4 separate regions of the Mus musculus genome follow, and all the other regions are linked to region 1. Evidence: chromatin loops called from intact Hi-C (ENCODE). Cell type or tissue: gastrocnemius. All regions are shown on one strand.

Region 1 (8,000 bases):
GGATTTCTGAGTTGGAGGCTAGCCTGATCTACAAAGTGAGTTCTAGGACAGCCAGGGCTACACAGAGAAACCCTGTTTCGAAAAACCAAAAAAAAAAAAAAAAAAAGAAGTAGGTAACCATGTTTGGAAGCATATGAATGGCACTTAAGTCCGGTGACATCTGGGCAATGTCCATAAGTAGAAGCTCAGAGACCCACAGTTGAGTGCTCCCCAGCACGGTACCTCACCGAGGTCTGTCCTTCCTCTGTGCACTCAGCAGGCCCAGGGATGGTGCTCAGAGCCTTCATGTGCTTAGGGATTGCTCTGTCACTCAGCCACATACCCGAGCTCTGCAAAGGCGGTTTAGCTTCTTCGTGTCATTTCATTGTCTTCAGGACATTATGAAATGAAGTTGCAGACTAATGGAAGGAGGGATACGTGGGAGAGGCTTGGCTATGAGAGCAGAACTGGAGTCAAAACTTCGGTCTGCACACTCCCAGCACAGCTCTGCTACCACTTGCAGAAAATAACTTTCAGGAATGGGGTAACTTCTCCCACTGTGTGGGTCCTGGGGATCAAATTCAGGTCTTCAGGCCTTACCCACTGAGCCATCTTGCCACCCTTGACATTAAAACACTTTGTCTAAACAGGTATGAGGGGGTATGCTCTCATCCCCCTTCCTCAGAAGAGGATGCCCTGCGGACCTCAGGTGGAAGCTGCGGGGAGAGCCGGTCTCTCATGAATTGACCATTAAACACCTTGTGTTCTGTTGAGACAGAGCGTGGGGCCAGGAGGATGTCCTGTGCTTTGCACCTTGTTAGGGACTTGTCATCAGTGGCTGTACCTCTGACGTGGCCTCAGGGTTCTGAAGGTTTGAATACCACCTTCTGAGGCTGGTGGCTGCTGCTGTCTGATGGCTGAGAACAGATGGATCCTCAGAGCTGGCCAGACCCCAGCGATCCAAGCCAAGTCTCCAGGGAGGTGGACGAGAATGCTCTCTTCCCTGCTGCCTCCTTTGGGGAGGCTGGGTGTGGACCTTGGGAAGAGCCTTTGCTGCAAGCTGGGCACAGGGCTGTCCCAGAGCCACCGATGCGCTGAACTAAGCAGAGTGTACATGAGATTTGCAGCAGGACAGAACAGGACAGTCAACTTTGGCTTCCTCCCAAACAGGGGAGGGCTTAGTGGAGCCCAGGGTGTGGTCAGAGGAGGACAGTGGCTTTGGTGACCCGAGCAAAGGGTACCACTGTGTAGGGATCTCTCCAAGGACTGCAGTGAAACAGGCCTTGATGAGGCTGAGGCGCAGGCTTCTACAACAAGTTCTTTGATGTTGAAATGAGAGAGCATAGGTCAGGGCAACTCAGGGCCACCCAAGGGCCTGGAGGGAGGGGTATCACTGTCCACCTCAAATTAGAAAGCAATGTTAGGGATGCAGAGGCTGTTCCCCCAGGACCAGGCTATGGGGAGACCTCCCTCTTCTCCCATCTGTTCTTCTCCAGTGAGTCCTTCACAGCAGGGGTGGGATTTATTATTTACTTGATTTTGTTTGCTTTTGAGATAGCCTCAGCTAGCTAGAAACTTCCTTAGTGGCCCAGACTGGCCTTCACCTCATGCAGCCCTTCTGTGTTGGGATTATAAGTATGAACCACCATATCCAGCTTCCCATTTTCTTTAAATTTTACCTTTCCCAGCCTGCTCTGTGTGGGTGTTTTTCTTGCTTCTATGCCTGTGTTCCATGAACCCCAAGAGGCCAGAAGTGGGGGTCAGATCTCCTAAAGTGGAGTTACAGACTTCTGAGCTGCTGTGTGGGTGCAGGGAATCAAACCCTGGTCCTCTGGAAGAGCGATGTTAGGCCCCCACCCTCAAGTCCCTAAAACGGCAGCACTCCTGACAGTGTCCCCAAATGACAATCTGGGCTCAGCTCAGGCTGGACTCAAAATAGAACAAGTTTGTCTGTGGATAAACAAAAGCTTACACTCAGCATTCTCCAGAAGCCTACAAAATGGCTTCTGACTGCCAGGTAGAGCCATTTCCCTAATCTTTCCCTACCAAATGGGGCAAATGTGGCAACTAGTTCCCTATTAACATAAACTGTAACACATATCAAAGCCCCTCTACCACTCTGAACCTCCATGCTGTTCTGGCTAGCTCCTCTCTTTATAACTGGCAAGGCTTTCCCTACCTTTTTGACCCTTGAGAGATAGCCTTGGCAGTTTGAATAAACTTTTCCTTTTCCACCCACAGGAGTGGTCTAATCACTGCGATTTCCCGTGCAAGCAAGTGCTCAGAATTGCTGAGCCATCTCTCTCTGTCCCATCTCATATCCCATCAGGGTATCTGATTTGCCACTTTGCCCCCCACCCCTTTTTTTTTCTTCAAGGTTTTATTGTGTACCCTGGCTGGCCTGGAACTCATTGTATAGACCAGGCTGGTCCTCCTGCCTCTGCAGTACTGGAATTGAAGGTAAATTGCCTTGTATTTTAAAGTAATTTACAGTTTAATCTTCGTTATCAGGACCTGTTCCCCAGATTTTGCCCTTGTTTAACATTTTACAAACGTTCGGATAGGTTTGGCTAACGTTGCACTCAGCAACTACCTGGTGAATCCACACAGGACCAACTGCATGGACTCTCAGCAGGGATAGAGAGAGATGCCTTAGCAGTTCTGAGCCCTCCAAGTCCTGTTGCTCCCCCCAGGTTGGCTCCGGGCCGTTCTGGGCCGTTCTGGGCCGTCCCGGGCGGCTCCAGGCGGCCCCTGGCTCAAACTGCAGAGGTCTGGCCTTCTAAAAGGAGCCTGGACTCCCTTTTCCCCCTCCCTCCCCAATCAGCATCTAACAAAAACTCTTTTGTGATTTTATGCCTGGGGGAGTCGACTGAGTCAACGGCTGATGTGATTCCCGCAGAGCTGAGTCCAAAGGTCTGCTCAGGGTTTCCTTCTCAGAGTCCAGAACCCCGCCCTAGGCCCCGCCCCGAATCTCCGCGCCCTGCTCCGTTTTGCCGGGAAGACCCGGAGCTGGGCTTCTACTGCCCCTGCATGGTGGTAGCATTGTGGTCTAGGGAATCAGAGGGTCACGTGAGACCAAATGAGTAATCTAAGGCTGGGTACTGTGAGCTTGGGGAGACTCGGGGACTGTCGAGAAGGCAAGACTGTGAAAACCAGGAGGCTGTGGGCCCTGGAAGATGGCACGTGGTCTCCTGAAGTACCCCTGGTACAGTAAAACAAGATTCCTACAATGTTATGGATAACCTTTTGTTCTTATGGACATCCTAGAAAGGATACTTTGTTTTGGAAAATAACAACTTCCTTACTGCCAAGTCCCTCATCCCAACCCTATAAACCATTTCAGCCAGCTCCCTCTACCCTCTGTAGACCCCTCAATTTCCCGTGGGAGAGAGGCTGCCTCTTGCTAAGTGCACTAATAAATATAGTGTGTCTTAGCGGTTGAAAGTCAGGCCCCTGTCTTTTCTGCCTCCTGTCCTTTTAAGCTGCTTTAGAAATATCACAGTTGCTGGGCAGTGGTGGCGCACGCCTTTAATCCCAGTACATGGGAGGCAGAGGCAGGCAGATTTCTGAGTTCGAGGCCAACCTGGTCTACAGAGTGAGTTCCAGGACAGCCAGGGATACACAGAGAAAACCTCTTTCGAAAAACAGAAAAACAAAACAAAACAAACAAACAAAAAAAAACAAAAACAAAAAAAGAAAGAAAGAAAGAAAGAAAAGAAATATCACAGTTCCAATAAGTCTTTGTAGACCTGACAGGTTTCCCGGGCTGCAGGTTGCTGAACAGAGTTGTAATAATTTTTAGGATTTTTTTTTTTTTTTTTGCATTTGGACATTCAAGCTTTTTGTTTACTGATATAGGTTAATCACCTGTATCAATAGACTTCACGTTATTTTCATACACAAATATAATGAATTTGACTATATTCCCCCCAATGCCTCCTTGTCCTAATTTACTTTCTGTTCCTATGACGAAGACTATGACCAAAGCAAGGGAGAGAAAGGGTTTACATCATACAGGTTACAGTCCACCATTGATGGCCATCAGAGCAAAGTCAAGGCAGAAACCTGGAAGCGAGCCATGAAGCAGAGGCCTTGAGAAACACTTGCTACGCAGTGCTTAAGGTGACCTTGAGTTACTGCTCCTCACCCCTGCATCTCTTAAATCTTGGGGCTACAGTTGCCACTGTGGGGATGTGACAGGCAGCCCTAACTGCAAGGGACTGTGGTTTCCCCTGCTCAGAAGTGAACTGCTCTATCCCAGTCACCAAAGCTCTCAGATCTGAGGAAAACCTTAGGTACATCCCTATGATGAGTAGAGAAACTTAGTATGGAGCCAAGCATACCCTAGGGACTCTGGGGGCCAAAAGGCTGTTCCTGGGAGATGCAGTAGAGGATAAGAGAGATGGAGTGAGGGGCTTAGCAGTAAGGAAGTACCAATGCAGAGCAAACATTGAAAGTATTACAGTTGTGTGCCCGGGCGAGCCCAGTGGCCTGCAGGTGAGATTAGAATAGGAAAACGGGCCATGAGGTATTAACGGCTGCCTTTTAAAAAAAAATTTAAGATTTATTGTATAAACAAACCAGAAGAGGGCATCAGATCCCATTACAGATGGTTTTGAGTCACCATGCGGTTGCTGGGAATTGAACTCAGGACCTCTGGAAGAGCACTGACTACTCTTAACCTCTGAGCCATCTCTCCAGCCCTAACAGCTACCTTTGCTAATTGCTGTGGGAAAGGGGTAAGATGGTTTCTTTTTATTATTGTAGAACTGAAAAGTAAGAAACCAAGGGAGCTAAAACCATTTTCCTGCCTGGTGTGGATTCCATGGTCAGTGTAACACAGACCTTTCTGATGTTCTTAAGACCCCACCATAACCTCCTCCTTCAGGGCATGATGTTTGGCTCTAAGGCCGTGGTCCTTCTGGGAGCAGTAAGAATAAATTCATGTAATCTAAGCCTTTGGTCTTTCCCAGTGGATTCCACAGCCTCGACCCCACCATACCTGGCTTATCTCCCTCTCATTCGGGTAATTTACCTAAGGACCTTACATGTGGTGTGATTCTACCTCCAAGCTGTTTCCTATCTCTCCGGCGATGAATCTTCTCTTTCTGTAGAAGTGTGAGTTCCTGGGAACCCTTGCTTCTTTCACTGAAGCTTTTTATCAAGACCTTATCTTCATACCTGGTGTTGAAGCCTATTATGGCCAAAGAAGTTCCACTTTCTGCTAAGCATTCATCTTGATACATATCAGCTGATTGTGACCCTGTCGCTGGAAGATAAGTTCCCAGTAACCCTGACTCTGACCCCCACTTAAAAATGTACAGCTATGACTTTCTACCTGTTATGATATGAGTACTTAGCTTCTGTAACTGTTTACACAGCTATCCAAAGATTGTTTTGAGTTGCCTTAACCACTTTACCTGGCAGAACAGAATAGTTTTTGCTTGTTTGCCTGTGGAAGTCCTTCCCCAGGAGCTGGAGAGCTGGAGAGGTGGCTCAGTGGTTAAGAGCACAGGTTGCTCTTCCAGAGGACCCAGTTAAATTCCCAGCATGCACCTGGCAGCTCACACGTGTCTGTAACTTTAGCTCTGGAATTACGTACATTACATTACACGTAGCAAAACATCAATGTACATAAAATAAGAATAAATAAATTAGGCTGGTGAGATGGCTCAGTGGTTAAGAGCACTGACTGCTCTTCCGAAGGTCCGGAGTTCAAATCCCAGCAACCACATGGTGGCTCACAACCATCCGTAACGAAATCTGATGCCCTCTTCTGGAGTGTCTGAGGACAGCTACAGTGTACTTACATATAATAAATAAATAAATCTTAAACAAAAAAAAGAATAAATAAATCGGGGCTGGAGAGATGGCTCTGTGATTAAGAGTACTGACTGCTCTTCCAGAGGTCCTGAGTTCAATTCCCAGCAATCACATGGTGGCTCACAACCATCTGTAAAGGGATCTGATGCCCTCTTCTGGTGTGTCTGAAGACAGTGACAGTGTACTTATATAAATAAAATAAATCTTTAAAAGAGAAAGAAAGAAAGAATAGAAAAAAGCCCTTACCCATACCCATATCCTTTCTACATGGCAACCTTGAATCATCTTGCTAGAAAGTAACCAATAAATATTTAAATTGTAAATTTGGATTGAGTCTATGATCTTCTCCCTGGGGTCACAAACTCCATAACAAGTCCATGTAGTAAAGTCACAGCCAGTCTCACAGATTTGAATGGTCCCATGCGAAGGTGATGTACCGATTCCTGAAGACTTTCATGATAGTCTCTGCCCTGTTATTTGTTTCTTAACCAGGTTCTCATGTAACTGAGGCTGGCCTTGAACTCCTGATCCTCAAGGCCTCTACCCACCTCCCTGCAAAGGGCTAGAATTATAGACAAGACCCACTGTTGTAGAAATTTTTAATCTCAGTCTGGGGTTTCTACCCGCCTTGATAAAAGACATACTTACTTAGATGTCATAGGTTAGGGGTCAAAACCATGGCCCTGAAGGTTGGCCAATAGGAGTTAACAGCCCAAATAAATAAAACATAGCAAATAACTCAGGATTAGTGACAAAAAGTAGATTCTAATTACATAGAGAATAGCTATCTGCCCAACTCTTGTGCTGTTTAAAGCTTATTATAAATATGAAGGCTATGTGTCTTTTATTTGGAATAAAGATGATCAAAGGCAGGGTAGAAATTCCAGACTGGGATTAACATTTTCTACAATAACCCACCATGCTAGAATAGATTACAGTTTCATACTTTAGAGAGTAACAGACACAGGGAGAGGGAGAAAAAGGAAAGAGAATGCTGGTGTGATGGCACACCTGAAACCTAGGCTAAGGCAAGAGAATCTTAGGTTTGAGGCCAGCCTGGGCTACATAGTGACTTCCAAGACAGCCAAGGCGACATAGAGAAACCTGTCCCTAAAACAGCCATCAGTCCTAAAAGGGATGTCTTCATTAAACCTTTCTTCTCAGGGCTCAGGGAGCTATGAGGAAGAGGAAGCAGAAAAACTGTAAGAGCCAGCAGGGATGATGACACCAAAGAAACAGTGTGTTCCAGACACCAGGGCTGACACACATGTGAACTCTCAGTCTGTGGCAGCATGCATGGGCTAGCACAATGCAAGAGGGAGGGGAAGCCACTGCTACAAGGGGAAGTGGATACGGGGGGCTCCCATCCCTAACCAAGGAGGTCTCCAAGCGACATCTACTTGCAAAGGAAACAGATTTTCTCCAATACAATCTCACTGGGTATATTAACCACACTTACGGTAAGGCCCTGTGCCCAGCAACAGATGGCCAACCCCACACAAAACAAACTCAATGTACTTTTGTACACTTTTTGTCTGTCTCATATTGATTTGTTTTTTGTTTTTAAATTTTTATTTATTTATTTATTTATTTATTTATTTATTTATTTTGCTTGTGTATTGTTTTCTGGTTTTGTGTTTTTATTTTTTTGCTGTTGTTCCCTCCTCACCCCTACCACCCACTCCCAGCCAGTGTCTCTCTGTTCCTTGTGCTATTTTTGTTTGTTTGTTTGTTTGTTTTGGTTTTTCGAGACAGGGTTTCTCTGTGTAGCCCTGGCTGTCCTGGAACTCACTCTGTAGACCAGGCTGGCCTCAAACTCAGAAATCCTCCTGCCTCTGCCTCCCAAGTGCTGGGATTGAAGGCGTGTGCCACCACTGCCCGGCTTGGTTTTGGTTTTTGATTTTGTATTTAAAATTGTTTTCTCTGGTTTTTTTGGTTCTTTTTTGTTTGTTTGTTTGTTTGTTTGTTTGCTAGTTAGTTTTTCGAAAGAGAAAGAGAAAGCAGGTATGAAGGAAGGTGGGCGGGTGGGGGAGGTAAAAAGGCTCTGGAGGAGTCGGGGGAGGGAAACTGTGATCAGAATATACTGTATGAAAAAGATTACTAGTTCAAGGTTATCCTCAGCTACATAACACATTTAAGGCTAGCCTGAGCTACATGGGTCCCTGCCTCAGAAAACAAAAACAAAAGGTCTGGAGAGA
Region 2 (8,000 bases), 180 kb before region 1:
GCTTCCTCTTTCTGCTTTCATTTCCCTCCGAGGGGTTCTGGGAACTTCTCATCATCATCATCAAGGCACTGCGTTCTAGTGTCCTGCCTTGCAATGCTTCTAGATCACTTTAGTTAAAGCAACATGGAGCAAGCCAGTGCGCGCCATTTCCAGGGAAGCTACTGTACAAAATCCAGTTTGTGGTGTGGAATGTTCCGGAAGGATCCTTTTCCTTTCTTCTCTGCCCAACTTCCTCCCCACCCTCTTGCCTCCAATTACTACGTACTGGGAGCTTTGTACGGCCAGAGCCACTTCAGATCTTGTATGTGTTTTTTTAAAGTTGGTTGGGAGAATTAAAGGACCGTACATGGCACAGTGTGGAATAAAGTCCTAACCTTGTGCTACCGTCTGTCGGGTTCACAACATCACTGATGGGGAAAGGGGAGAGAGGTCGTCAAGGAAGGGGCTTCCTGCGAGTTCTACACGTGGATCTTCTGGAGAGACATTAAGGAATGGAGAAAGCCAGTCTTGACAGGAAGAGACAAGAATGACAGCAAGGAAGCCGGGCCGTGGTGGCGCATACCTGTAATCCCAGCACTTAGGAGGCAGAGGCAGGCGGATTTCTGAGTTCGAGGCCAACCTGGTCTACAGAGTGAGTTCCAGGACAGCCAGGACTGCACAGAGAAACCCTGTCTTGAAAAACAAAAAAACAAAAACAAAACAAAACAGAAAAAGAATGACAGCAAGGTGCAAGGCCCCCAAACAACACGACTACAACAAAGATGGGATTTACAGGGAAGTCTGTTCTGCATTGAGGAAAGTGCTCAAGAATGAGTCGGGCTGTGGGGAATGACCCTGGGTGTGGGGAACGAGCCTTAAACCAGGAAGGATGCCTGCTACACAAAGAAGCACTTGCAGACAGGAGCCTGATACAACTGTTCCTGAGAGGCTCTGCCACACCCTGACCAATACAGATGCAGATGCTCACAGCCAACCATTGGACTGAGCACAGGGACCCCAATGGAGGAGCTGAGGGGATTTATCTGGCTTCAGTGGCAGGAGAGGCCCTTGGTCCTGTGACACCCATGTAACACACTGGGTGTAGAAGCCTGTACCTTTAGTTCTAAGGCATCAGTTCTCAACCTTCCTAATGTCATGATCCTTTAATACAGTTCTTCATGTTGCGGTGACCCCTCCCCCCACCATCAAATTATTTTTGTTGCTACTTCCTAACTGTAAGTTTGCTATTGTTATAAATCATAATGTAAATATCTGTGTTTTCCAACGGTCTTATGTGACCCCTGTGAAAGGGTCATTTGACACTCCCCCTGGGCCGCTCTAAGGGACTCAGTGTCCTCTCCTGGCCCCAACATAGGCACAGGAGCACTGTGTATCTATTTAAACCACACACAAATAAATAAAATAATTTTGATCATGAGGAAAAACATGATCAAAATGTATGAAAATTTTTTTCCCAATTTTTTTCCCTCTTCCTTCATCAGCCGGGTCTCATGTGCCCAAGCTGGTCCTCAACTCATCGTGTAGCCAAGTATGATCTTGAATCCCTGATCCTCCTGCCTCTACCTCCCAAAGAGTAAAATTATAGACACGTGTCACTAGACCCTATTTTACATTTTTTAAATCTCGGTAGACATCATCTTTTTTGCGTTTTTGTTAACTTGACACAGGCTAGAGTCATTTTGGAAGAGGAGACCTCAACTGAGATGATGCCTGCCGCAGCCTGACGCCTAGGTCTGCATCTTCATGGATGATGGATTGGGAGGACTCAGCCCACGGTGGGCAGGGCCCCCCTGGGCTGGTGGTCCTGGGTACGATAAGAAGGCAAGCTGAGCAAGCCAGTAAGCAGTGTTCCTCAATGGCCTCGATCAGCTCCTGCTTCCAGGTTCCTGCCAAGGCATCCCTCAGTCATGGACTGTGCTGTGGAACCATAAGCTGAAATACACCCTCCCCTCCCAAGTTGCTTTTGGCCATAGTATAGTGTTTTATCCCAGGAGTAGAAACCCTAGACAGTGCTCATTTCACACCGAGGAAAATGACCCATGTATGTTTGGGTGTGCAAGTGCATATAGAGGGAACCAAAGCTAAAAGCACCCCCCTCCACACACACACACACACACACACACACACACACACACACACACACACACAAAGAAGGGATGAAATCAGATCTGTAGGGCTCAGACAGTGAAGTGTGTACCTCACCAGCCCCAGGAACTGGGATGGGACCACAGAAACCAAGTAAACACTCTGGGCATATCATGCCCTCACAATCCCATGCTCAAGGGCAAGCAGTGGTATTCTGGGGCTCCCTGGCCAGTGGTCTAGCCTTACTGGTGAGAGCCATACAGTGAGAGACAGTGTTTCTATGGCAAGCACTGGAGGTTGTCCATGGACCTCCGTACACATACTCACACATGCACCCCTGCACACACACACACACACACACACACACACACACAAGAGCAAAACACCCAGACACAGAACAGAAGAACGGAGACAGTGTGCTGTGGTTTCTGTGGATTTCACAAATATCTTCCCCTGGTATTTCCTGTCTGTAGTCTGAGAGCAGTGCTTTCCTGGTCTGCCTCTGTGACCCTGTTCTTTTTTTTTCTGATGTCAGCACTTCTGTGAATATCATTACCGGATCCATCTATTTGAATACTACAGCTTCCTTAAAAATTGCAGAAAGGGGTCTGGAGAGATGACTCGGCCCCCAAGCACTGGCTACTCTTCTAGAGGACCCAGGTTCGATACCCAGTACTCACATGGAAGCTCACATGTGTCTGTTACTCCGTTCTAGATCTGAAGTCCTCTCTGACCTCTTTGGGCACTGCACACACATGGACAAAACACCTAGATGCATAAAATAAAAATAAAGCTTTACTTTTAAAAGAAAATTGCAGAAGGCTTTCAGAATCTTTGAGTCAATTCAGTCAATCATAGAGACAATTGTGTAACTGTGAACTTGTTATCCAAGCCACCCAAGGAAGGCTGCTCACGCCATGACGTTGGCACGGACACTGTAATTACCACAGATGGTTCTAGGGACCCATGCTAGCAACGCTGCTCCTGCTGCTGCTGCTGCTCCTGCTGCTCCTGCTGCTGCTCCTGCTGCTGCTGCTGCTGCTCCTGCTGCTGCTGCTGCTGCTGCTCCTGCTGCTGCTCCTGCTGCTGCTGCTGCTCCTGCTGCTCCTGCTGCTCCTGCTGCTCCTGCTGCTCCTGCTGCTGCTGCTGCTCCTGCTGCTGCTGCTGCTCCTGCTGCTCCTGCTGCTGCTGCTGCTGCTCCTGCTGCTCCTGCTGCTCCTGCTGCTGCTGCTGCTCCTGTCCCTGCTGCTGCTGCTGCTCCTGCTGCTCCTGCTGCTCCTGCTGCTGCTCCTGCTGCTCCTGCTGCTGCTCCTGCTGCTGCTCCTGCTGCTGCTGCTGCTGCTGCTGCTCCTGCTGCTCCTGCTGGTGCACAACTCCACTGCAGTTCTCAGCGAGAGGGATTTCATGGGCCTAGTTCCTCACAGGCTGATTCCAAGAATGAAGTCTTGTTTACAGGTGTGCCTGATGGGCAAAGTCTAAGTTGTATAAGTCTGGGCGTTAGACATACTCAACCTGGAGGAGTGAACTTTGTAATGTGAGAAATTCTCCAGATGGAGACATGAAGATCAGCAATTCATGACCAGATTCTGCTACATAGCATGGTCAAGAAAAGTCTGGACTACAGGGGACCCCATCTGAAAAAAAAAAAGGGGGGTGGGGGGCAGGAAAGATGGCGGTGATAGGAGCATGCGCAGCTCCTGCACCACGCTTCCGTTCCCAAGACCCACATCAGGAGGGTAATAGACACCTATAACTTCATCCAGGGGATCTGATGCACCCTTCTGGCCTCCAAAGACATCTGGACTCATGTGAACAACCACACAGAGACATCCACACATACATAATTAAAAGAAAAATAAAGCTCTCAAAAAGAAAAAAATATGTGTATTTTAAAACATGGTGGTCAGGTTAGATGTCATCATGGTTTGTGCTTGTATTTCTTTATCATATCTCTTTTTAAAATATACACATGAGGGTGTACAAGATGGGTTAGCAGGCAAAGGTACTTGCCACCACGCCTGAATTCTGTCCCTAGCAGCATGACACTGGTTCCCCCCCCCCCGACACACACACAATAATTGTAAAAATAGATAAACACTTGAAACATTTTCATATGAAACATATTACACATGAGATCTAGGAATTATTTCGAAATAATCTGGGAAATGGGAGCATAAATGAAACAAGTTGGCAGTTCCAGGAGATTATTGAAACAGGAGTTCCTCACCTCACTGCCTTCTTGTTTTGTATTTTGAGGACAAGGTTTTATGTAACCCAGGCTGGCCTGAGACTAGCACTATACCTGGCCAGATGTTCTATTTCAGCATTTTAAATTTTCAGTAAAAAAAAAAAATCAGTATAAGCAAAGTAAAAACAAACAAACAAACAAAGAAAAAAACCAATGGAGAACTGTGAGAAGGCAGGCGGAGTGTACGGCACCACCAGAGACTGCTAGCCAGAACAGTAAAAACAGGCCCTGCAGATCACCAAGAAAACCGATAAATACACTAGAAACATGAGCAAAATAATTGAAAATGCAATCCTCAGAAAACTCAGTGGTCAAAAACATGGGAGAGATGCCCATTTTCATTGGTGATTAATAAAGATTCAGGTTTAAAAACCAATAGTTCATTTTACCCCAGCTGTGCCTAGAAGACCACAGTGGCAGTTGGGTGTATATCCTGGTGTGAGTAAGTGTGTGTGTAACTGTATATGTGTGCATGTGGGTATAACTGTGTGATAACTGTGCTGTATATGTATAACTATGTGTGAGATTAACTGTGAATATGTGCATAATAACCATATGTATGGATGAATGTATGTGTATAACTGTGTGTGAATATGTGAGATAACCATGTGTGTATAATTGTATGTTTGTGAGAGATAACTATGTGATAGAACTGTGTGTATAAGTGTATGTGTATAACTCTGTGTGTGTGTGTGTGTGTGTGTGTGTGTGTGTTAAGATCCTTTGAACTAAAACAAAGGAACTGATGAGTGAGTATTAGACACAATAAGTCATACATGACTTGTGTTAAAGGATAAGACAGGGCTTCCTAGGGAATCATGTAGCAACCTGAGATTTGAGGCGCCTGATCCAAATGTCTTTATAACTAAATGTTTCCATCTCAGAACCGATGTGAATAAAATGGACCACCAAAATGACACAGGGTTGGAGGAAAACTTTGTCCTGTTCTCTGCTGAGGTCATTCTATTGATGGCCTCTACCATGGAGCCCTCTGGGCAGCTCATTACACACAAACTGTCCCAAGGTGAGAAGGAGAGGGCGGAGGCAGCTGTTCTCATAAGTCTTTAAATGAAACCGAAATGAAAGTTCACTTCCTCATTGTGGATGCTTCATGTGACAAGCTCCGATTTCTTTTTAGAGTCATTTCAAGCAGCCTCCTGCTGCCAGGGACATCTTTGGAGTGAGCACCACACTTCAGGATGACCATGAGGGCTCCTGGCCACGCTGCCATGTATGTACTGTCTGCTTCTTTTGTTTTCTTCATATATGGCCTTAAACATGCTCTATCTTTTCATCAGTCAGGCCGCTGGGATTTTAAATCTTTGCTTTCAGGAAGTAAGCTGAAAACAAAAATCATGCCGCCCATTCGCCTCTTGTTTTTCTGATTAGGGAGAGTCTGTTTGAGAGATTCTTGTTGGCTTAACTGTGTGATAACTGTGTTGTATGTGGATGCGGTGAGATTTAAACCTGGGCTCCTGTGAAGCATGAGCTGAAGGCTCACACCATTTAAAAAATTCAGTTTCAGCCGAGGAGTGGCGCTTCACCCCTTTAATCCCAGCACTCCGAAGGCAGAGGCAGGCAGATCTCTGAGTTTGAGGCCAGCTACAGCCAGGGATACACAGAGAAACACTATCTCAAAAAACTAAAATAATAATAACAACAACAAAAACAATAATAATAAATCCAGTTTCAGGCAACTACTGAATTTCTGTTAAATATAGGAACGGAGCGGGCATCAGCTGTGTTTTTTAGAGGCTGGGCCTCACCTCTTAAATTTGGCGGCCTTAGAACTCGATATGAAGACCAGGCTGGCCTCAAACTTACAGTGCTCCTCCTGCCTCACCTCTGCCTCCTGAGTGCTGGGATCACAAGCGTGGGCCACCACACCTGGTGAGAAGCCTGTTTGGGGTATCTCCTCTGAAACAGATATTTGATTTGTTGGGGAGAAATGTGAAAAAGGAAAATAACCCAAGGGTGTACAAATCTAAGAGCTGGGTTGTCCTTTAGCTTCTCTGAAGGCGAGCACGGTTATTTGAGAGAGAAGGTTGAGCTGCTTGGTTGTTTGTATTACTTTGGTGTTCACGCTCAGGCCAAGGGTCTCACCCATACTAGACGAGTGTCAGACGTGGCGCTGCATCCCCAGCCTTCTCTGTGTTGCCTGGACAGGCCTGGAACTCCCTGTTGACAGTCCTCCTGCGTTGGCTTCTGAAGATGGGACTATAGGTATCCACCATTGTACCTGGCTTAGTTTTGAAATTAAATTTTAACCAATTTAAGAGAGGAGAGTAACTATACATATTAATGAGGTGCTATGTAGTGTTGCCATACACCCCCCACCCCACCCACCCACACACTATGTTGTGGTGATTTAATTTTTTTATTATTTTTGGTTTTTCGAGACAGGGTTTCTCTGTGCAGTCCTGGCTGTCCTGGCGCTCACTCTGTAGACCAGGCTGGCCTCAAACTCAGAAATCCACCTGCCTCTGCCTCCCAAGTGATGGGATTTCAGGGATGTGCCACCACTGCCCGGCCAGTGATTTAAATATTGAAATGGCCACTTAAGATAGACACATGTCCTCATTAGAAGGGTTTCTTTAAGAAAGGAGGAAGGGGGGCTGGAAAGATGTCTCAACAGTTAATAGCACTGTTTGCTCTTCCAGAAGTCCTGAATTCAATCCCCAATGACTACGTAGTGGCTCACAACCATCTATAATGTGATCTGATGCTCTCTTCTGTCATGCAGGTGTGCATACAGATAGAGCACTCATATACATAAAATAAAAATAAGTAAGTAAATAAATAAATAAGAAAGAAGGAAAAGGGAAGGAGAAGTCTCCTTAAGTAGATTCGTGAGAAAATCCTGGAGAGTCCTGATTTTAACTTTGTAACTATGTTTGTTTGGAAATTTTCTTTTATTTTTTTAAGTTTTATGTGCATGGGTGTTTTGCCAGTGTGTGTGTGTGTGTGTGTGTGTGTGTGTGTGTGTGTGCACCAAATACATGCAGTGCCCATGGAAACTAGGAGAGAGAGTAACAACTTTCTCTGGAACCAAAGCCACAGAAAGTTGGTGGCTGCAGTATGAGGTCTGAGACTCCAACCCAGGTCCTCTGGAAGAGCAGCCTCTTAACCACTGAGCCATCTCTCCAGCCCCACTTGGAAATTTTCTGGAAATTATTATTATTATTATTATTATTATTATTATTATTATTATTATTATTATTATTATTATTTCAGATAGCATCTGTCTACATAGCCCTAGCTGTTGTCCTGGAACTCACTATGTAGACCAGGCTAGCCCGTGAACTCTCAGAGATCCACCTGCCTCCTGAGTTCTGGGATTAAAAGCATATGCTATTGCCCAGCTGAAGAGCCCTTCTTAAAGTATTAAAAGTACTACTATAGTATTTTAGACATGATTCCCTCTTCATCCTGGACATTCCAGGAAGTTACCTGTATCACTAACTTACAGGGCTCTGTTCCTTTCTTTTGAGAAGACTTTTGAGGACCCATGGCAACATCCATGGTAGTAGTGCACACCTGTACCTGTAATCTCAGCATTTGGGATTTGGAGTCAGGCAGATTGCTACAAGTTCAAGGGTAGCCTGGGCTGTGTGGTGAGGTCCAGAACAGCCTGGGCTACAGAGCGACATATCTTTATAAATACAAA
Region 3 (8,000 bases), 63 kb after region 1:
CAAGACAAAAGGATTGTCTTCAACCACAGGCCACCCTTCCCTCCATTCCCTACCCACCCCACTGAGGAATCCAAAGCCCTCCTTTTCTTTCCTCTGTAGAGTCCTGTGTGAACTTGCTGGAATTCCTTCAAAAGCTCAACACACTGGTGCAGCACACCTAGCTGGAGGTCCTCAGCGTGTGCCCCGGTGCAACACACTACCAGAAAACCTAGTGTGCAGTGTCTGCTTCCCAGATACAAAGACAGAAACATTCCAAGATCCACGATTGTCTTCCCCTTAGGGATTCGATGCAGAAACACAAACAAAGTTTTTAATGCAGGGAAGAAAGCTCTCCCCTCCACAGCAATGACTCAGGCAACTCAAATGAGGGTGAGGGTGAGGGTGAGAGGTGGGTACTGAAAGCACCAAGATGCTATTTGCTGAGGGATAACATGGATTCCTCAGGACGCTGCTTTCTCAGTACCCCCTGCCTCTAAGACACGCCTACGCAGTATCATGTAAGGATACCACCCAATCGCCTCTGAAACAGCAAGAACAGGATGAATACAGGACTGTGATGGGTGAGGGTAGAAAGAAACTATAAAGACACAATATTTTCCTTTCTCTAATAGTTAATGTTTGCTGAAAACCACCAGTTAGGCACCATAGTAAAGTTAAGTGTCTACTTAAATTTTTAAGAAGGCAGGGACAACATTTTACCTACATTCATTATCAATTTAGTCAGAATAACTGAGGGAGAAAAAGTAAGGGAAAGCAGGAGACAAGGGCTTAGAATAGATACGGAGAACCATCAAAATGTTTCCCTTTTCCTTGTTTACAAAAGACAGTTGGTCACTGAGTGGTCTGTCCCTAGCTTTACATATTGTGATCATTTCCCATTTTAACCTTGAAATTATTATATTCAGCTTTTTCTTTCAACAAAGAAACTTTCCTTTCTTTCTGAGATAAAGTTCTACTCTATAGCCCGGGCTGGCCTCAAACGTGCCCTTCTCTTGCCCCTGCCTCCCAGTGCTGGACTTGTGTGTGCTACCACATCTAGCAAGAGAAAACTTTTTACTGCACATAATGAAGTTTGTACTGCCTCAGAGTCACTGCCTGGTAATAGTTCAGACGAGGCTGCTTAAAAAAGGAAAGAGGAAAGCATTCTGTTTCCACATGCTTTTAGAGTAAAGCAAATAAAGTCGACAGGCCCCACACTGCCCATTGTTTCCCCTCTGCAAACACTCTCGGTCCTCTGCAGAGTAGAAAATACAAAGAAGGGAGCCAAGCTGGTTACAGAAGCTGCTTAGCTGGAGAGGGAAGGAGACAGGGCTCCTCCTACTGACCATCAGCAAGGCCAAGACCCAAATAACACCCCAACATTGCACGTTATTACCTGTACTGACCGAAGTTTTATTTCGATGTAAGTAATCTCTCAATAGATGGGATAAATACTGTTATCCTCCCCACTCCCCCAGCCAAATAATGTGGCTTTGGTTATGTTTACTTATGCCTGTGTGTTTTGTTTTTTTAAAGAAAAAATACAAACAAATTGGAAAGGCCCTAAGTGTGGAGAGAGGACTGGATAATAGCAAACTGTTACCATGTATGCTTTCTGAATTTGGAAGGAGGGCCCTTCATTAAAAAAACAAAACAAAACAAAACAAAACAAAAAAAAAAAAACAAAGTGGAAAAAAAAAAACAAGAAAGGAAAACCAAATTTAAACAAAAACCCAAACTGCTACTTCCAATGCTCTCTATAGACTGTTCAAAATGCCTTCCCCAGATTTCCATCAGTACCTGGGAGGGAAGAATGGGCGTTTTGGTGCAAAGAACGGAGGGCCTCTAACAAAAGGTGGCCTGGGTCTCTTTAAACTGTGGAATGGGTCTCTGCCGAGAAAAGCTTCCCTAGGCCGAAAGTCTGGCCGGGGACTCCGTAAAATCATACCACTCCGGCCGATGGCGTCTCTGTGTGCGGGACTCAAGGGAAGGCCACTGCTGCTGGTGTTGCCTCCCCCACCTCCTCCAAGGGCTGGGCCCAGGTGCTCCAGAGGATGGGAAGGCAGGCTCAGGCTCTCTCGTGAACGGTTAAGACCAGGGCCATTGAGGTCCCTGGGTCCTGTGAGCACCCCAAAATGCTCAGCCATGGTCCCTTGAAGGAGGGAACTATGGTCCTTGGGAAAAACTGACACAGCCCCAGTTACTCCATGCTCTGGCAGTGGTGGAGTTGGGAAAGGTACAACCCCAGAGTGGTCAACAGGGGGTGGAGGCGGGGCTGGAGTAGCAAAGGGGACACCAGTCCCTCCACTGCTAAGTTCCCCCGGGGGTGGAGGAGGGGGGGGTGGAGGGAAAGGAACTCCGCTGTGCTCTCCTGGAGGAGGTGGTGGGCCAGCGTGGGCCAGAGATGCCTCCTTTGTAAAGGGGTTCGAAAGATCCACAGAGGGCAGATGAGTGGGTGCCTCTCGAGAGAAGATACCACCATGATCCTTAGGAGGGGCAGGTGGGGCAGATGACGGCCCCACTGGCTCTCTCTGGAAGGGTGCCCCATGTTCCAAAGGGGATGGGGGGAGATGATGCTCAAATGTTGAGTTGAAACTGTTGGAACGAAAGCTGGTGACACTCTCCTGAAACTGGGGTGCCCGTTCCTTGTACGGCGTTGTCTTAAAGCCAGTGAGGCCTCCGCTGCCCCCACCCCCAAGGGATGCCAACTCAGAGGCACTTGAGGGACCATTGTCAAAAGAGCTGCCTGGTGTGCTCAGATCAAACCAACCCACTCTTGAAACCTCGCGCCCATGTCCTCTATTTCCCTTCCCAGGAACTCGTATAGACTCTACAGTCTTTATCGGCTCCCCTGACATCCTCCTATTAGCTGCGTTATGATAACCTAGAGTTTCTATAGGGGCCCCCTTTTCTTCTGTGCTGTCAGGCAAGTCTAAACAGGAGGAGGAAACACGAGTTTCTATTCGATAGTGTTCTTCCTGTTGTTGGTCAGTGGTGGGCAAGCTGGGCTGGGTGAGGTTTGAGAGACTGACACCATCACTTGAAGTACCCTTGTTGGGTGTCTGGCCAAAATGCTTATCATCTGAGGGCTTGCGTGAGGCGTTTTTAAGCATATTCTTAAACTCAATCGTCGATGTGGTGGAAATCGTGGAGGCCAGGACTTTTTCCACGCCTGATGTGGGTGGGTGGCCTGCTGGAGCGGCAAGGGTACTCTGTGAAGAGAAAATGGAACGATGTGGGACTGAGTGAGGAGAGTCTGGGTATTGTGTCTGTGGCAACGTGAGATGCCCAGCAGTAGACTGAGACAAGCCACTGTGGTTGGAGTCAGGGGTGAAAAATGCATCATTTTTACTTGGTGATGGTGACCGCTCAGACCCAGGTTCATTCCCTCTTATGTTGAAGGCACCAAATAGCCCAGGGGGAGATGAGAGACGGTCACAGTTCTCACTAGAGTCCAGGAGGGCCCTTACAGATGGAGGGAAGGCAGACTTGACCCCAAACTCTTGGGCCCTGTGGTTGTAACTAGACAGGATTGGCTGGTACTCAGTGGCATCAGAAAGCTTGCTTGACTTCAGGATGGATTTGGCTGGTTTCTTCTCTAGATTCATCATGGCAGATGGAGGAGGCCCTGAATACTCAAAATCTCGGTAGTCCTCGTCTTCCTGGAAGGAAGTATCTGGGAAGAGCTTTTCCTGTGAAGAGTCCATCAGTGATGACGGCCTCTCAACTCCACCAGAAGGCTGCTTGTAGGGAGAGTCACTGCCCAGACCAAACGGTCGATATGTAGACACAGAATTGGGGAGCTCTTGGGGGTAGCTTTCATCTCTTCCTGGAGGTGGCGACCTTGTACTGCTGGGTGTTGAGGAACCAGGGCTGATGATCTTAGACAGCAGGGACATAGTGTCTACGCTGCTGGATGTGGGCTTATCCATCATCTCATCCTGGGTGGGTGTCCCACTCCGTTCATCCCGAACAGGAGTTCCATCGATGCTGTCAACTGAAGTGCTAGTAGGACCACGCTGGAAGTCTGAGGCATGGCCCTCTGATGGGGCACTGGATCCCAAGCTGCTTAGGATCGGGATGTTTAAGTTTAAGCCACTGAAACCAGGATTACCTTTCAAGAAGTTGTGGATCTTCATTTCCAGGCTTGGAGAGGTGGACTCTGATTCTGGCTTTGGCTTGGAGACCTCTGAGGATTGGCACACGGCAACTTCAGTAGGTGGGGCAGCAGGGCTAGGATTGTGGGTACCAGTAAATCCCAAAGAACTGGATGGTAGTTTAAACGTAGTGCTTGGGAGCACCGGGCTCTGCCCAACTGACGCCTTGCTTGCTGAAGTGGAAGAGACTTCAGAAGTTGAAGAACTAGGAGAATAGTTGAAGCTTTTGGGAATAAAAGACTGGGTACTGGAGAGTAGATTTCTCCCCTTTACGGCAGAGCCTGTGGTGCTCGCAGGGGAGGCTGTGGTGCTCTGGGAAGTGACTTCACTGGCTGGCACAGGGTTCGCAGTAACACTCTGAAGTAATGATGACAAGCCTGCAGAAACACAGATTAGAGGGGTTAAAAAGAACAACTACCCACATTATAATGAAAACAAGGCAGGCTTATTAGATATTATCACTCACTCTGGTGGGATAGACTTTAAAATATGAAGTTAAAAGGAATCTAGACTAAACAGGCAGCGCCTAGCTGAGACGAAAAAACAAAAACCAAAACCAAAACCAAACAGGTCTATTTATCAATCTAAGACAGCAAAGCACTCAGATAGTCCCAGAACATTCCAGATGCAAGTCCTGTAATAAAAGGAAACTGGAAGGAGAGGGATTTTTAATGTCAGAATCATTCACAGCTTAACAAAGCCAAGCAGCAGAGGAAAGGAAGCAAACGCTTCCTAACACAACATTCTAAGCCAGCATCTGTGTTTGAGCTGTGGAATCTCTCTAAAAACAAAAGTATATTCCTGCCCTTCCACCTTCTAGTTTATGCCAACCTGTGAGCATGCACTGTTATTCTCAAGGGGAAAAGAACATACACAAAACTTCAGTCTGGAATACTTTTTTTCAACAAGTTTAGATCAAGGCTTTTATTTTGTATGTTTGTGGGTGTTTTGTCCTTATGTATGTCCATGTTCCACATGCATTCCTGGTGCCCAAGAAGGCCAGAAAAAGGCATTGGATCCCTAGAGCTGGAGTTACCAACAGTTGTAAACTGCTATGAGCCTGCTGGGAATCAAACCCAAGTCTTTTAGAATAGCCAGTGCTCTTATCCACCAAACCATCCCTCGAGTCTCTGGTGTACCTTCCTTTTGAGACAGAGTATCACACTATACTCCTACATTCCTATGGAGACCAGGCTGGCCTTGAACTTACGAGAGATCCACCAGCCTCTGCGCAACCTCCTCTGCTCCCACGCCATGTTTAAAGGTGTGAATCACCAAAGCCAGAGACTGGATTTTTTTTGTTTTTTCGAGAGAGGGTTTTTCTGTGTATCCCTGGCTGTCCTGGAACTCACTTCGTAGACCAGGCTGGCCTCGAACTCAGAAATCCGCCTGCCTCTGCCTCCCGAGTGCTGGGATTAAAGGCGTGCGCCACCACGCCCGGCTTGGAATTACTTTTTAAGGAACATTTTCTTTCTTTTAAAATTCTATTTTTGCTGTGTATGAGTTGTGTGTTTGTACATGTGCCCAGCGTGCATAGAGTGGTTCCAGTACTGAGCAAGGCCATCAGGCTTGTGACAAGTGTGTTTATCCACTCAGGCATCTTTGCCCACCTTTTCTCTTTAAAAAAAATTATTTTCTATGTGTATGAGTTCTGTGTGTGTGTGTGTGTGTGTGTGTGTGTGTGTGTGTGTGTGTGTGTGTGTGTGTGTGTGTGTGTGTGTATCAGATCTCCTTAGCTAGGCTTGGGTATAAGCTGCCATGTGGATGCTGAGAGTCAAACTTGAGTCCTCTATAAGAGTAGTAAGAGTTCTTTAGTCCTGAGCATCATCTTTTTGGCCTTGTCTTTTTTGGGGGAGGGAAATTCTTATGTAATCCAGGCTGGCCTCAAATTTCTTATGTAGCTAAAAGTGGCCTTACACTCTAATCCTCTTGGTTCCACTTTCTTTCTCTCTCTGTTTTTTTTCTTTTTGGTTTTCGAGACAGGGTTTCTCTGTGCAGCCCTGGCTGTCCTGGAACTCACTCTGTAGACCAGGCTGTCCTCGAGCTCAGAAATCCACCTGCCTCTGCCTCCCAAGTGCTGAGATTAAAGGCGTGTGCCACCACGCCCGGCGTTGGTTCTACTTTCTAAATGCTGGGAACCCAATGTGTAAACTAGTTTGGCTTTGAATGCATGGAGATCTGCCTGTTTTTATTTGTTTATGTAGATGTGGAGGACAGAAGGCATTAGATATTCTAGAGCCACAATATAGAAAAAAGAGCCAGGCTGTGGTAGCATATGGCTTTAATCCCAATACTCCAGAAGTAGAGGCCAGTGAATCTCCATGCGTTCAAAGTCAAACTGGTCTACACGGCATGCTCAAGGTCAGCCAGAATGATGTAGTTGAGACCCCACCTCAAAAATAAATACATAAAACAAACAAATAAGCCAGAAGAGTGGCTGAAGAAGACCCAGCAGTTAAGAGCATTTTCTGCTCTTCCAGAGGGCCCAAATTACTGGTCATTTGTCTTTCTGTGTCTAACTTACCCTGATTAACACAATGGTCTCTAGTTATACTCATTTCCCTACAAATAGTGTATTTCTCATTTTCTTTATATGGCTGAATTAAACCCATATGAGCATATGTGCATACTTTAACTATCTGTGGATGGGTACCGAGGCTGGCTCCATTTCTTAACTGCTAAAGGCAACAGAACCTCCGTGTGTTGAGTTCTTCAAATGTAAACTCAGGAGCAAAAGCACCTGAGTCTCACCAGAGCTCCATTTTCAGCATTTCTTGAAAAGTTCATCCTTAATTTCACAGTGGCTAAAATGTTTACAAACCCACGGCACTGGAAACAAACTTTATTATTATTCTTGTTTTTGCTTCACATATTTAGGCCAGTACTTTACACTGAGCTACACTCCTGGCTCAGGAGGATCTTTGTGATGCAGTCTTGTATATACCCCTTGGTAGTCTAGCACTTTTTCTTTAGCCTACACTGGATAAATTACAATACTTCTGCCAGTGTGACCCTTACTGGGTCTACCCTTTGTGTATTTATTCTTTTGTTTGCTTTTTGAGACAGGGTCAGTCTCACTATATAACCCTGGCGGCCCTAGAACTCACTACATAGACCATGCTGGCTTCAGACTCAGAGACCCACCTACCTCTGCTTCCTAAGTGCTGCGGTTAAAAGCATGCAGCACCAAGCCTGTGCTATTTATTTACTCTGTTTTCTCAAACAGGCATTTGCTACACAGCCCAGGCTAGCCTTGAAATCACAACAATCCTGACCGAATGCTGAAGTCACAGATGTGAGGTATGTATGTAAGATGTTTTAAAAAGATACTCAGTATTGTCTCTCAGATACTGTGGGGGACATGTTCTTTCATAGACTACTGCTTTGTCAAAGATAGTTACTGTCAAGTCAGTTTGATGGCTCAATGGCTAAGGCACCCAATGCCAAGCCTGATGATTTGAGTTTGATTCTCAGCATCCACATTGTAGAAGAGAAACAATTTCCACAAGTTGTCCTCTGACCTCCATAAGCATGAAGGCAGATATAACCCCTCCTCTATAAAGAAGTGAACTTAAAGAGAGAGCTGTTACTTATATTTTGTAAGACAGGAAATTCTTTTGGTCTTTTCTACATTTATTTTACCTCAACAAGCTGTGAAGTCTTTTTTTTTTAATTCATCAATAGAACTGTGGAAGACAAAAATAAAGTTCTAAGAAAAAAAATCTCTTTAAAAGACAGGGTTTCTTTGTGTAGCCCTGGCTGTCCTCAAACTCCAGAGATCTGCCTTCCCCTTGCCTTCTGAGTTCTGGGATTAAAGGCATACACCACCACCACCTGGAAAAAATTTTCTTTCTTGAGAAAAAA
Region 4 (8,000 bases), 52 kb after region 1:
TTTTAAATGGGGGCTGGAGAGATGGACCAATGGTTAAGAACACTTGTTCTTGCAAAGGACCCAGTTTTGGTTCTGAGTACCTGAATCAGGTAGCTTACAACCACCTATAACTCTGATTTCCTGGGATCTGACACCCTCCTGCAGACTCTATAGACACCAGGCACGCATGTAATCACATAATACATGCATGCACACGCGCGCGCACACACACACACGTGTATATATATAGGTATTGTGCCTTCCTGCGCAGGTATGTGCACCACATGCATGCCTGCTGTCATGGGTTTCCTGGAATTGGAGTTTCAGACAGTTAGAAGCCGTCATGTGGGTGCTGGGAATTGAATCCTGGTTATTTAGAGGAACAGCTAGTGCTCTTAACTGCTGAGTCATCTCTCCAGCCCCAAATAAAAAACATTTAAAGAAAGCAGAGGGTCAGTATTGTTTCTTCTGCTACTGAGTGGAAGTGTGGGTCCACCCTACACATCCTCAGTGTTTCCTGGACCAGGAGGCCAGGTCGGTGGCCTTTGTTGCTCCTGTAAGCTTCAGGGCTTCGGTATATACTACGTATAAAACATGTGCTGGCTGGAGGGAAAGCTCTTGCTGGAGCCTGAACCTGGGCTACATAGCCAGACACTGTCCTAAAAATACAAAACAGAACAACAAAACCAACCCACAGTTCTTTAATACTGCTGTGTGTGTTGTTGCTACACACCGGGGCCCCACCCAGTAGCTGTCCTAGCAGTCTGTTTTGCTTAGTGCCATTATTTTCTGTTCCTGGGATCTGCTGGGATGGAACTATTCTTGGGTTGGTTCACTAGTCACATTTAGATGATAAATATATTTTTCTGAACTCTAATAACAAACAAAGTGGAAGGCCCTGGCTTTTGTGCTCCGTTATGGAACCCATGAGAACTAGGCAGACATCACGGATGACTTACACTGTGTGCACAAGAGGTTGAATAGGTTATCCTATTTCTCAGCCTTTTCTCCCCCTTTCACAAGCACACAAGGTATTTGCTTTATAGACCAATGCTAAATAAAAGCCTTCATGAAGACTTTCCAGGTTCCACAGGAATAATTAGTCTGTGATCAGTCTCCTCCCCACTTTTGAATTGAGAAAGTGAAGCAAAAGAACAATTACATTTTCCTGTTTAAAGATCACTCAGATAATTAGGCACTGTGCTCACCATATGGGAGAAACTTACCGCTTTGCCCTCTGGGGAATCAAATGTCAGAAATCTGAGGTGACAATCTGTCTCCAAGGGTCGGTCCAGATCGTAAAGTTCTCCATTTACTTCAGCAGCCACTGCAGTATCAGCCAGTGTTACACTGTAGCAGTAGGAGGGTAGTGGGAATGAAGACAGAGTTGTTACAATCCCCAGGGCAGGAGGCTGACTTTTCTCAGCAACTCTAATTTGCTGAGTGAAGTTTCCAGAGCAGTAAAGATCTGCTGTTTCTTTTCCCAATGTATCCACTACATTGGGAAGGGCAGAAATTCTGAAACTATAAAGACAAATCCTTATAAAAAAAAAGTCCTCATCCTACCCTCTATTTTAAAGACAGGTCTTGCTGTTTGGCCCAGGCTGGCCCTGAATTCTGAATCTTTGACCTCCACTTTCTGAATGCTAAGATTACAGGCCTGTAGCACTATGCTTGGCAAGAAGGACTATCTGAGCGTAGGGGTTCACACCTGCAATCTTAGCACATGGGAGACAGGGTTTCTCTGTGTATCCCTGGCTGTCCTGGAACTCACTTTGTAGACCAGGCTGGCCTCGAACTCAGAAATCCCCCTGCCTCTGCCTCTGCCTCTGCCTCCCAAGTGCTGGGACTAAAGTCGTGTGCCACCACGCCCAGCCTTTTTTTTTTTTTTTTTCTTTTAACAAGATGCTTTTCTGGGGGAGTAGGTGTGCATTCTTCCTCGGGAGTCAACAATCATGCCTTTAGAAGAGGGTCTTTCTTTGGCAAAGAGCATCGCCAGCAGGCTAGGTTGGCTGACCAGATTACACGCACATGTCACCACACCCTTTTTATTTTTAACCTGAAACTATTATTTCATTTATTTATGGGTGGGGCACACATGCTACAGTGTGTGTGTGTGTGTGGGGGGGGGGTCAGAGGACAATTTTTAGGAGTCAGTTTCCTTCCACAAATTCATATTTCAGGTCCTTATGCTTGTGTGGTAATCAATTAAATGACTGACTGACCCCCCCCCCCAACCCTAACCCCCTCCCTGCCCAAAGACTACACCTTTCTGATGGGAAACAAAGAAAAAGAAAAAATGTAGCGGGACAATGGTGGCGCATGCCTTTAATCCCAGCACTTGGGAGACAGAGGCAGGCGGATTTCTGAGTTTGAGGTCAGCCTGGTCTACAGAGTGAGTTCCAGGACAGCCAGGGCTACACAGAGAAACCCTGTCTCGAAAAACCAAAGAGAAACAAAAAGATGCTTTCATTTTCTGACCGGGTGCAGAAAAGGACAGAAAAATAATTCTTGTAGGTAGAAAGGCTGGCTTGATACCTGATCTGATGGGCCAGTTGGTAAGGGGTTGTGTTCCATGCAACAGCATCTACCTTCTGGCCTTCAGGAAGTGATATCTTAATAGCCCGGGCTTTCTTCTGTGTCATACTTGCTAACTTTTTCACGTGAGCGGTCCATAGCTCCTCAAAAAGGCCAAATCGTTCTGCCAACCAATGTGGAGGAGTTGGTGCAGAGGCCTGGAGGAAAAGGCACGTTAGGAGGTATCGCGGGCTTATTTCCACTACTCCGGAATGGGGTCGTAGGGGTTATGGGTGTTTAAGAAGCATTGGTTTTAAGGTGGAAACTGGGTGACACTAGGTCTTAATTTGGGGATTCAAAGGAACCGCACATTTCCGAGTGGGGCAGCAGGGTCCAGGAGGGGCTGGACAGCCTGCCCCCTTGGACTCCGCTGGGCTAAATGGTTGGGAGCTTGGCGTACCTCACGCACGGTGTGGAGCTCGCAGCGGCGGAACTCTGGGAGTGGGAACCCAAGCCGGCGCCACCTCAGACAGAGACCCATGCTGTCTCAAATCGGTACCTCCATGCTCCGATCACCGCTTCTTCCTCACCAGGCTCCTCATTGGCTTCTAAGTCAGTAATATCCTTTCCTATTGGATAACATAGCCGCCATTCCGGCCGGGCACCACCCCCAGGAACTCCGCTGAGGTAGAACCCACACAGCAGCAGCCGCTCTGGGAAAGGTTCCGGTTGACCGGAAAGTGGAAGCTGTTGCACACACCTGCAGTCTGGGTTCCCAAAGTGACAAGAAGGCATCCAACTTTGAGGACAGGGCATACCTCCTGGGGCAAGAATGAGAGAAAAACAGGAAGTGGAAGTTAGTCATTTTCCTTTAATTATAAAATTTATTAAACATTCTTAAAGCTGACAAGAAACAAGTACAGACACTGGAACTAAACATTTAGTGTAAATCCTGGATCTGGCATTAAGTAGTTTTTTTTTTTTTAAGTAAACTTTCTGTAATCTCGATTTTTTAATCTATAAAACAAGAATAAAAATATATGTTCCATTCTGAAGGTACATTTTGTGTAAATTGCTCATCTCGGTGCTTGGTATATGATAATTAGCACCAGCAGCAAGACACTGGTTTTGTTGTTGTTTTTGTTCTCTTTTTCCCCTAGGCTGTCCTGGAACTCACTCTGTAGACCAGGCTGGCCTAGCACTCAGAAATCCACCAGCCTCTGCCTCCCGAGTGCTGGGATAAAAGGCGTGCACGCCCACTGCCCGGCTTGCAAGACACTGTTATTACCACTGAATGTAACAACTCTAAGACTATCTTGGTGGTCATTCCTTTGCAGTCGTGGTGGAGGGACTTTAGAGACCTCTTAATGTCACAGATGTGGAATTTAATCAATCAATCATTATTGCGTGTGTGTGAAGAATCTTTGAAGGCGTGGGCGGCACAGTTTTGTAGGTCACATGCTACCTTTCTGTGGCCACTTCTGTCCTTTCACTTTACATGGGTCTTAGGGGTCAAAGTCACGTTGCCAGGCTTGGGCAGTAAGTACCTGTTATCTGCTGAGCCATCTTACAGGTCTCAGATGTGGAATTCAAAGATTACAGAAGGTAGTTTAAGGTAAAAAACATGCGTGCCGATGAATCTGCAGTGTGCACTCTTCCAGCATACCTTGTTCTTTCCATAGTTTATTTCCAATAGACTCCCTGACCATCTTAGAGACATCCAACATCTTGTTCTCTGTTCCTTACATAAGCCTTTGGTCTCTCATCAGCACCCCACCTTCATCTTTCTTTATTCTTTCTTTGATCTCTCTCCATTAAATCTCAGATGCAGGGCTAGACATATTAGCTTTACACAGTAAAAACAGAAACACGGTCAGATGTGTGGAGAAGCATAAAGGGAAATGAACTTATTAGCACCCTTATTAACTCAAGTAGTCCCTCACCTGGGGGTGGGGACACTTAGTCCATTCCCAGATTGCAGTGGTGATGGGATCATGGGGTCTTGTGGAAGAGTTGTCAGAACAAGCTGCTTAACCTAGGCTTCCAAAGCCCAATGTTCGTTCTGCCTGAGGAGGGCAGCTGACTTGAGTCATAGGCCACTCTGGGGCTCCATCTTCTGATATGTTAGACATCCTGAAATACAAAGAAAGAGACAAGGCTGTGGGGAGGAAGATAGTGTGTGTGTGTTCTTGTGGTCAGAGTGCAACATTCACAAAAAATGGCAATGGCAGACCTAGATTTTTTTGTGGCACTATAACAGAGGCAGGGTAGCGTCATACTGCAGACAACAATCTAGGAGGTGCTCAATAAATATATGTTAAATATGTACTGATCATGTAGTGACTGTAAATTTCAAAAGGTAGAGATTTTTGTCACTACTTTTTAAATTATTCTACAGTGTCCTTTTGTTAGGATCACAGGGAGATACCACCCGGGAATGACAGCTTCTTACACGCATCCTTTAACATTTACTATGTGCAATGCACTGGGCTAATGCTGACCAGCTACCAACATCACGCAACCTGCAGTGGAAGGAATGTTGTGTTATTCCCTCACCCACTGTAGCAAGCCAGGTATCTAAGGCCAATACATACTTGTTCTCCTTGAACATGCCTTGGCTTCAGGAGATATTAAGCTTTTAGTCTACCTGGAAAACACCTCTGCAACTTTCTTGCTCACCCCACTCTTGCCTGCCAGGATCCCGAGATGTGGCACTATTTCACAATTCCATCTTATTCCAAGAACAACTCTGTCAGTAGTGTTCTTATGTTCCCTTTAAACCCTGGAAAATTATCTCAAGGCCAAGTCCTAGTCTGTCCAAGCCACAGCCTGGGTTGCTCAGAGTCACATCACTTCTCTAAGGCCAGACTCATAATGGGTCATGCTTGCTAACATGCATTTCTTTCCTTTTCCTTCCTGAAGCACATGGCCCAGACACTTGTGCCCACAGGACTTTTAGAGTGAAGTACTTTCAAGAAAAAAATCAAGAAATGTGGTGTTTCCTAACTTGTTCCTACAGACTAGCTACAGACACTGAGTAAATGAGGTCCACAGGAGGAGAAGGAAGTCTGCAATAAAGGGCGCCCCAAATCCTTAATTAAAATAAAGCAACTTCTCAGGTTTCTTCTACTTTTAGACCAGGCATCCTCACTTGGTCAAAGTTTTGGTTAAGATATTAATTTTAGGGGCCAGGCGTGGTGGCACATGCCTTTAATCCCAGCACCTGGGAGGCAGAGGCAGGCAGATTTCTGAGTTCGAGGCCAGACTGGTCTACACAGAGAAACCCTGTCTCAAAAAACCAAAAAAAAAAAAAAAAAAAAAAGATTCATTTTATAGGTTTAAGCTACTTGTAACTATCTCCAATGGATACTTTTCATTTTATCAGGATCAGTACATAGTCCCAAATTCATTTTAGCTATTAGAACCAAATTCTGCTTACTAGCACCCAAAATGTGAAAAATTGTTGCCACTTTTCCCAAGGGACATTGGGGCTCAGAGTCTCAGAAATGGTAACTTTGCCACTCTTACAGCTCCAGTCCCTAAGACGTGCTGGTAATTCGGGTTTAAAAGACTATTCAGTATTGTCTGTGTACGTTCTAACATGGGGCCAGCTTTATACTTTTATTTCTACTGCCCTCAGCAAGGACCAGCTGCTTTACAGGACTCTCATGTAGGGGGCTCAGGGCTCTAGCACATGAAAGGGAGAATGACTGGATGCTGTCAATGTTCTTCTCATTCTCATAGATACCCCAAGAAAAAGATAGGGAGCATCAGATCCTTTCTTTTCCACAGACCAGTTGACAAAGAACTTGAGCATCTTACAAATACAACAGGATACAAGAGATAGAAAATAAAAGAGGCTGAAAACATTTGGTTTGCCTTGAACCTACAAGTCCAGGGTGGACTGGGTTAGTCAGGCATCCTTTTGAGTCAAACATGAACAGATGTGGCTTTTGTTTCTTAGTTGTCACTAGTGCCTCCACCCATATTGATATTTTCCAGCCTAGGTGAGAGCAAAGGGATGAAGAAAACAAAGAGAAAACCAGGAGGGGCTGGGATACAGTGCTTAATATGTATGAGGTCGTGAGTTCAACCCCAAGCACAAAAAAGAAAACAAACCCCAAACAAATCACAACCCAATCCCCTTTGTCCCCTTCCCCCAAGGTAACCATATTTATGTCTAAATAAATTCCAGTCTTCTTGTTTCCTAATGTTAAGGAATCAAACTGGGGCCTTTTATATGCTAAGCAAATGCTCTACAACGAATTAGCCTGCCCTCCCAACCTCATCTTTGCGGCTAAGGGAAAAAAAGTTCTTTCCACAAGTAACTCTGACGTCATTTTTTAAAAAAAATCACACTTCTTCCTTTAAGTCATGTTCTCCCCTTCTACACAGAACAGGATGTTTACTTTAGAGATGGCTCTTACAGGTGACCTTCTAGAAGCCTCATCTCCACAGCCTCCGTGTGAGTTACTCCTTAGCAATTGTGAACGGCAACTGACCAGACTTGTCTCTAGTTACTCATAAGCAAGTATGAGAAACACCCTAATACCCCCAAACCCATTCTGATGGCGTTACTAAGTCTACACACAAGAGGAGGTAACTCATTCCTGCTGTGTAAGACTGGTTTGAATAAAACAACCTGGGGGCGGGGGGCAGAAGCCAACGAAGAAGTCTAAAAATTGGTGCTCTTTCAAAGGTGGAGCTGTCAGCTAGGTACTAACTCTGAAGTGGAGCCAGATTCCATTGTCTCTATAGTAGTACACTCTAGCAGTTGGGTGTGTTCCCCAGACTGCTGCCATTTCTGAGATCTCGTGACACATGGAACTTCATGAACTCAGAGCTGCTATTCAGAGTCTTCTACCCTGCCAGTGACCCAGGCCTGGCCCAGATGAAGTGACTATCCCTTGTGATCCTTTTAAGCCGACATTCCATTTATTAAGCCTCACTGGGTTATGAAAAAGGATGGAGTAAGAGAGAAGAGCCAAGTAGGTTTCTGCATGACATATCAATCACCAATATGTGACCAAGGACAGATATGGATAGTTGACCAGAAGGACCCATTTCCACACATCCCCTCCAATTCTATGATTACTTTAAAAATGTTCTGAGCCGGGTGTGGTGGCGCACGCCTTTAATCCCAGCACTCGGGAGGCAGAGGGCAGGCGGATTTCTGAGTTCGAGGCCAGCCTGGTCTACAAAGTGAGTTCCAGGACAGCCAGGGCTATACAGAGAAACCCTGTCTCAAACCACCCCCCCCCCCCAAAAAAAATGTTCCCTGAAGGCTAGGGATGTACTTCAATGGTAGGGTGCTTGGCACTCAGGTGTTACAATGAAAGCCTTTTCCCCCCCTTGGTTCACGATTGTACAGTATTTGGAAAACACAATTATCTACATAGTATATAGCGATCACCCTCCAGAGCACCATGGTCTCATCCCACCTATGACAATATAGAGGATCAAACAAACAACCCAGGAGGCCATCAGGATCTTAGAGGCTCAGC

Evidence for each region. Hi-C counts contacts between places; a loop is a spot of excess contacts. Peaks named below come from ENCODE experiments on the same cell type or tissue, not always from the same donor. Only the 100,000 strongest peaks of a DNase experiment are listed, where the experiment ranks them.
Region 2: it touches region 1 in a loop (2.4-fold over the local background); 3 of 42 quality-filtered maps call a loop at or near these places.
Region 3: a loop joins it to region 1, with 2.0 times the contacts of the local background. A loop is called at or near these places in 2 of 42 quality-filtered maps.
Region 4: it touches region 1 in a loop (3-fold over the local background); 2 of 42 quality-filtered maps call a loop at or near these places.

The regions. Positions count from the first base shown.
Region 1 is chr3:95,699,389-95,707,388 of GRCm38, forward strand. No RefSeq gene overlaps it. Among named protein-coding and RNA genes, the nearest start is that of Adamtsl4, 15 kb to the left of the region's middle. In gastrocnemius, a CTCF peak has its summit at 3,011; DNase peaks (open chromatin) are centred at 954 and 2,947; H3K4me3 peaks cover 955 bases; H3K27ac peaks cover 3,171 bases.
Region 2 is chr3:95,521,362-95,529,361 of GRCm38, forward strand. Ctss (cathepsin S) reads left to right here and starts at 5,425. Exons shown (of 8, transcript NM_021281.3): 1 at 5,425-5,564. The coding sequence starts at 5,539. Gm40096 (a long non-coding RNA gene) reads right to left here and starts at 3,138. Exons shown (of 3, transcript XR_867467.1): 1 at 3,031-3,138; 2 at 2,766-2,853; 3 at 1,850-1,886. In gastrocnemius, no CTCF peak of the experiment used is centred here; no DNase peak of the experiment used is centred here; H3K4me3 peaks cover 1,341 bases; H3K27ac peaks cover 239 bases.
Region 3 is chr3:95,761,908-95,769,907 of GRCm38, forward strand. It overlaps Rprd2 (regulation of nuclear pre-mRNA domain containing 2), which reads right to left. Exons shown (of 11, transcript NM_001368178.1): 11 at 1-4,513. The coding sequence ends at 1,773. Among named protein-coding and RNA genes, the nearest start is that of Tars2, 11 kb to the left of the region's middle. In gastrocnemius, a CTCF peak has its summit at 3,820; no DNase peak of the experiment used is centred here.
Region 4 is chr3:95,751,802-95,759,801 of GRCm38, forward strand. It overlaps Tars2 (threonyl-tRNA synthetase 2, mitochondrial (putative)), which reads right to left and starts at 3,176. Exons shown (of 18, transcript NM_027931.3): 1 at 2,957-3,176; 2 at 2,518-2,714; 3 at 1,206-1,329. The coding sequence starts at 3,037. In gastrocnemius, no CTCF peak of the experiment used is centred here; a DNase peak (open chromatin) is centred at 3,150; H3K4me3 peaks cover 1,500 bases; H3K27ac peaks cover 1,143 bases.